Regions from separate parts of the Homo sapiens genome. Here region 1 is linked to region 2. A link is an interaction called in ENCODE POLR2A ChIA-PET data of the cell type or tissue named here. Cell type or tissue: Panc1. All regions are shown on one strand. Each heading gives the region's core, and the rest is flanking DNA. Links, peaks and the distances in the headings are about the cores only. Region 1 overlaps PPARG (peroxisome proliferator activated receptor gamma). Region 2 overlaps ATG7 (autophagy related 7).

What was found. Peaks named below come from ENCODE experiments on the same cell type or tissue, not always from the same donor. Only the 100,000 strongest peaks of a DNase experiment are listed, where the experiment ranks them.
Region 1: POLR2A ChIA-PET joins it to region 2 with 8 read pairs; 1 of 35 experiments calls an interaction of 5 or more read pairs at or near these places.

The regions. Positions count from the first base shown.
Region 1 is chr3:12,329,490-12,332,405 of GRCh38, reverse strand. The region is part of intron 2 of PPARG (peroxisome proliferator activated receptor gamma); the gene reads right to left. Among named protein-coding and RNA genes, the nearest start is that of PPARG, 42 kb to the right of the region's middle. In Panc1, for the core only: no CTCF peak of the experiment used is centred there; no DNase peak of the experiment used is centred there; H3K27ac peaks cover 838 bases.
Region 2 is chr3:11,556,797-11,559,712 of GRCh38, reverse strand. It overlaps ATG7 (autophagy related 7), which reads right to left. Exons shown (of 21, transcript NM_001349232.2): 21 at 2,048-2,916. It overlaps VGLL4 (vestigial like family member 4), which reads left to right. Exons shown (of 5, transcript NM_001128219.3): 4 at 258-381; 5 at 886-2,916. The coding sequence ends at 1,157. Among named protein-coding and RNA genes, the nearest start is that of VGLL4, 86 kb to the left of the region's middle. In Panc1, for the core only: no CTCF peak of the experiment used is centred there; a DNase peak (open chromatin) is centred at 1,532; H3K27ac peaks cover 2,500 bases.

The DNA of each region.
Region 1 (2,916 bases), core at 259-2,758, 770 kb before region 2:
CCTGGGATAATCTTCAACATTTTTTATATCTACAGTATAATGTTATTTGCTACTCAAAAATAAAACTAAGATTCTAAAAGTTCTTGAATCATCAATTCAGGGCTATCTAAATTCAATTTAAATTTTATTTCACCCTATCATATTTACCAAGACAGAAAAATGGCTTAATATGTTGAAGAAAGATTTTACACAGGCAGAAATAAAAAGGGCTTTTTGGTTGATTAGGTTAAGCAGAAATTTAAATTTAGTTTTGCCAAGAACAATGTATACACTGTACATTCCAGTTCCTCATCATTTCACATGACTAGATTCTGGGAAAGGAATTGGAAAAAATGCTTAATTTGACAACCATTAGTATATAACTATCTCCACACATATAGTTTCAAGCACTATGGATATATTAAGACCAAATTTATATCTCTGCCTCAGTCCTCTAGTCTGAACCTTGACACTACATAGAAATATCTATTTGGTAACTCCATTGAAATATCTCACAGGCAACTGAAACTCAACAGGTTAAAAACTCCATTCATCCTCTATTCCCTAAAACTGGTCCTCCTTCAATGAGCCCTGTCTTAGTAAATGCTGCCACCAATCTCCCAGCTGATCATTGCCAAAAACAGGGAGTCATAATTGAAGGCCCAGACATCCCCATCAAACCAATCGCCATGTCCTTTTAATTCTACTTATTAAACATTTACATTCAGCCACATGCTTCAGTCTCTTCCACTTACCAACTGGAATCCAAAGACACTCTCTTCTTCCATATGCACCTTTCCATAGCTTCCCACCTGGCGTCCTGTCTGCCATCCTTGCCTCTCCAATCAATTCTGCATACTACAGCCAGCATGATGCAAATCAGGTTATGTCACTCCCCTGTTTAAACTCTATTTTGACTTTTGATTGTCTTAAACCCTGAATAACCTAGTTCTTGCTTCTCTCTGAAGCCTCACTGGATTCCTTTTCTCCATTTAAATCAGGGAGTAAACTAAGCTGTTTCCCACATCACAGCCTTCACATCTCATTTCCTCCATCTGTAACATGGTTCTTCTCACAACCCCCTTAAGGTAACTCCAATTCACTCTTCAACTATCGGCATAAAAACCACCTCCTCAAACTCTCACAGTAACTTAACTCATCCTATGCAACTGCTCTCATTCTACACAACTCATACTGCCATTTCTCTCCCTTACAGCACTCATCATTTTAGTTAATACTTGTTCTTTTTCTGCTTTCCCCACTACCTGTAGACTTAATGAAGACAGAATCATTGCAAGATCTCCACACTAGTAACAAAGAACACTGAGAAAAGCTTCCAAAGATGAGTTTTAGTGTTGGTTTTAACTTGCTGTGTTATCTTAGGCAAGTCACTTCCATCTTACTAATGTAAGAAAACAGTCTCATTCCAGGAAAATGTCCTTGTATTGTGAAATGTGGGCTTTCTAATGACCTTTTAGATTATTGATATAAAAACAGATTATTTTAAAATTCTAAAACTCTCAGAGCCCAAGAATATATTTGTGGATCTCCAAGAATCTGTGGATCTCAGTTTGGAAAAGAGATGGTCTCTTCAAGGTGTAAAATTTCTCATCATTCTGAGAAAATGGATTTTATTTTCTGGAATACTTCACAGTGAATCACACCCTAAATGTGAGCTTGTTAAATGAGATTTGGGAGAGAGTACAAGGAATTCCACAGCATCAACGCATCCAGAACAATTCTTTCAGTTGAAGAGAGACAGATTCTCAAGTGATTTTAGCAACAGCACAAAAAGCATTTGACCTTAATTCAATGTATATGGCAATGGAAGGCTGACAGCATTTATCTGTGTTCAAATGAAATCATCTTTTTGACTTTGTGGAGAAATATGGGAGAAAATCAATTTAAAAGTGAGAGAAGAATAGAAAGGCAAAAGGCAAACAACCCAATTTAAAAATGGACAAAAGTCTTGAATACACATTTCTCCAAAGAACCCATACAAATGACCAATAAGCACATGAAAAGATGCTTAACATCAGCAGCCATTAGGAAAATGCAAATCAAAACCACAATGAGATAACACTTGACACCTAATAGGACAGCTTTTTTTTTTTTTTTTTTTTTAAAAAAAGGTGTTGTAGCAATGTAGAGATATTAGAACCCATATATATTGCAGTGGGAATGCAGAATGGTATAGCAGCTGTGAAAAGCAGTTTGGCAGTTGCTTAAAAAGCAAAACAGAATTACCATGTGACCCAGCATTTCACTCCTGGGTATATACCCAAAAGAACTAAAAGTGGGGACTAAAACAGATACTTGAACACCAATGTTTACTGAAGCATTATCTGCAATAGCAAAAGGCAAAAACAACCCAAGTATCCATCAGTAGATGAATGGAGAAACACAATGTGGTATATATCCATGCAAGGGAATATTACTCAGCCATAAAAAGGAATGGCATTCTGATACATGCTACAACATGGATGCACCTTGAAGACACTGTGCTAAATGAAATAAGCCATACAAAAAGGACAAATATTATATGAGTCCACTTATATGAAACAACTGGAATATCCGAATTCATAGAGACAGAAAGTAGAACAGAGATAACCAGGGCTGGGGAGTGGGTGATGTGGAGTTGTTGTTTAGTGGGTATAGAGCTGTTTGGGTGATGAAAAAGCTTTGGAAATAGATAGGGATGACAGTTGTACAACATTGTGAACGTAACCAATGCCACTGTACCAATGTACACTTAAGATGGTTAAAATCGTAAATTTTATCTTAAATATATTTTACCACAATAAAAAAAAATGATAGAATGGGCAACTTGTTTTTTACTGGTTCGACATCTAAAACTGCTAAACTTTTAACGAACTAATAGAGATATAAAATACACAACATGGTTTTCATAGGAAAATTTGTTCTACAATCAAGAAT
Region 2 (2,916 bases), core at 178-2,677:
ACAGTTGAGCTTTTGTCCTTTGTACCCTCACTGATCCAAACAGCCACGACCAAGGGCCACTACACACACCCTTGGAGCTGCGCTCACTCTGTGGATTGGCTGTGTTTAGCAACAGGACTCCAGTATTGAAGTGGGAGGTGGCAGACTGGGTCAGGAAGGGCACCAGGACAGAGCCTGAAGGGTGCTGGGGAGGGCCCCAGGGGTGGTGCCCGGTACTGAAGCTGGTCTCCACATACTGACACCCCTCCTCCCCGCAGAACCGGCCCTCCGTGATCACCTGTGCCTCGGCTGGCGCCCGCAACTGCAACCTCTCGCACTGCCCCATCGCGCACAGCGGCTGTGCCGCGCCCGGGCCTGCCAGCTACCGGAGGCCACCGAGCGGTGAGTGTCCCGGGCCTCCTCACCTGTCACAGCTGTGCTAGTGGCAGCAGAGCCCTTCTCTGTCATGCTGTTGGCTGAAACCTCTCGCCCCTGAGCCCATCTATTGCTGAGGTTGAAAAAGTATTTCTTGAGCACGTCCAGTGTGCGCCTAGCGTTGCGCATGACTTGGGTGGGAAGGGCATGAGAAACACACCGCCTCGCTCAGTTCCAGGGTCTCATGCCCTAGTTGCAGGGAGGGCAGCGGCTACTGTTATTTAAATTTAATGCCACATTCTCTTTCTGAACTCGGACTCTGGCCCAGTGCAGTTGGTACATCACCATTTTACAGAAAAGTGACCTGCCCAAGTGCCTGACTTAGCCGGGGGAGGTGGGTTCTGTCTGCAGAGCCCACGCTGACCGTGGCAGCCAGTCCGGCTCTGGGCTGCCTGAGGGAGGGTGCTGCAACCGTGCCTGTCTGTCTGCAGCCACCTGTGTCTGACTGCCTGCCTTCCTGCTTGCCTGCAGCTGCCACCACCTGTGACCCCGTGGTGGAGGAGCATTTCCGCAGGAGCCTGGGCAAGAATTACAAGGAGCCCGAGCCGGCACCCAACTCCGTGTCCATCACGGGCTCCGTGGACGACCACTTTGCCAAAGCTCTGGGTGACACGTGGCTCCAGATCAAAGCGGCCAAGGACGGAGCATCCAGCAGCCCTGAGTCCGCCTCTCGCAGGGGCCAGCCCGCCAGCCCCTCTGCCCACATGGTCAGCCACAGTCACTCCCCCTCTGTGGTCTCCTGAAGGGAGCGCCTCCTCCAACAACACGTGGATCTGCATGGTTTGCCTGAGCTTTGAACAGTCAGTACTTAAAAAAAAAAAAATCATGGGGGTGGGGTGGGGGGAAGGGAAGGGATGGTTTATTTGCAAAAACCATGTTGTTGGGATTTGTGTTCTGTTTTTGTACTTGCTTGGTATCCGTACAAGGGGGCCCTCAAACATGATAGCAGGAACTACGCGTGGAACATCTGTCTAATGTAGCATCCTTACTTCCTGCCTCAGTTACCAAAGAAACCTCTGATGCAGGTCTGCTGCCCCGACGGGGCCAGGACTCCACAGCGCTTTCTCAGTCACAAGCCATGATGAATTGGTGACTCAGACGCTTTGTGCTTTTTCCTTTGCTTCTTGAGACCGGGGTGTGTGTGGCTCAGCTTCCACGGCGTGTTTGGTTCGGTCCATGTGTGTGCGTGTGTATACTTGAAGAGAACTGTCGTGTCTGATTTGCACTATTGGAGGAGGACTAAAGTTGCCTGACAACTTTATGTGTTATGCCAGAACTCTGAGGGCAAACTGCTGAAAAACAAAGGGTTTAAGGATGACATTTCTGACCATTTGTGTGTTTGTTGTTGTTACTGTTTTTGTTTTTTTTAATGTAGACAATACAGCTTTGGAAGGGGAAGTCTCATACAGGTTATAGGTCTTTCTCTCTCTAGATTTCAGGTGCTTGCAACTGGACTGCAGACTCTACCAATCACGGGCATTTTATCTTCTCTGAACACTGCAGTTTGTTAGACTAGAGCTGAGGTTGGAGGATTCCATAGTGCTTTAAACGTGATGCATGTTTTAATGGAGAAAAAATAGCTGGTTTCTATTAATTATATAGACAGTAAACAAAAACCTTAATACTTACTATCTTCTTTTCAGAATTAGTTTATTTTTGTCAGTTACAGTCCTAGATATACTTACTGCTGGTACAGTTGTACTCTAAGATTGGTATTTGATATTCACTTTACTCACAAGTAGTGCGGGAGGCCAGCTCCTGGCAGGCCCTCGCGATGAGCAGTGGGTCAGCTGCGGTGTGGGATGCTGGAGTTTGGCTGCAGGCTGACATCATTTATTTTTGCATCCCTGTCTGCTTTGTTACAAGCTCCCAGGGGAGGTGGGGTTTGTGTCTTCCAACTTCCCTACATGCAGAAACTGCTCCCTTTGAACTCTCTTGGCTGAACAGCAGATTACTGACAGACAATCTGTGATATGGTGTTTTATACGCTTCCTCGTACGCTGGGGCCAAGGCAGTATACATTCCTCTGACTTTATACTGTTATTACTGCATTTATTATTTGCTATATTAATAGCTACTAACTAGAAATTAGATGAAGCAAGCATGACAGACACAGCTGTGGAGGTCACAGCTGCTCCTTTTTGGTCAATGAGCGTTTCTATCCCCTCCCCCTGGGGTGTGCTGTGTCCCACCTGGCCCACCAGAGGCTCACGACGATGGCACCTGACCAGGTGACGTGGGCGTGGTCACCTCACCTGCAAGGCTTTGTGGACTCTGCACACCGTATGACCCCCGGTTTTACAGTTTTTAGCTGTTGAATTTTGGAAATTGGCACTGGGTGAAAAGGTCGGAGGACTGGCTCTTGTAGTCACAGAGTGGCTGCAGGCCTTTGAAAAGTGGAGGAAAGAAAAGCCCTTCTCCTTGCCCCGCACACATTTCACTCCCACTGTACTGGGCTTCCAAGCTTTGGCATTCAGGCCCCTATATTTTCTGTAGGAAAAA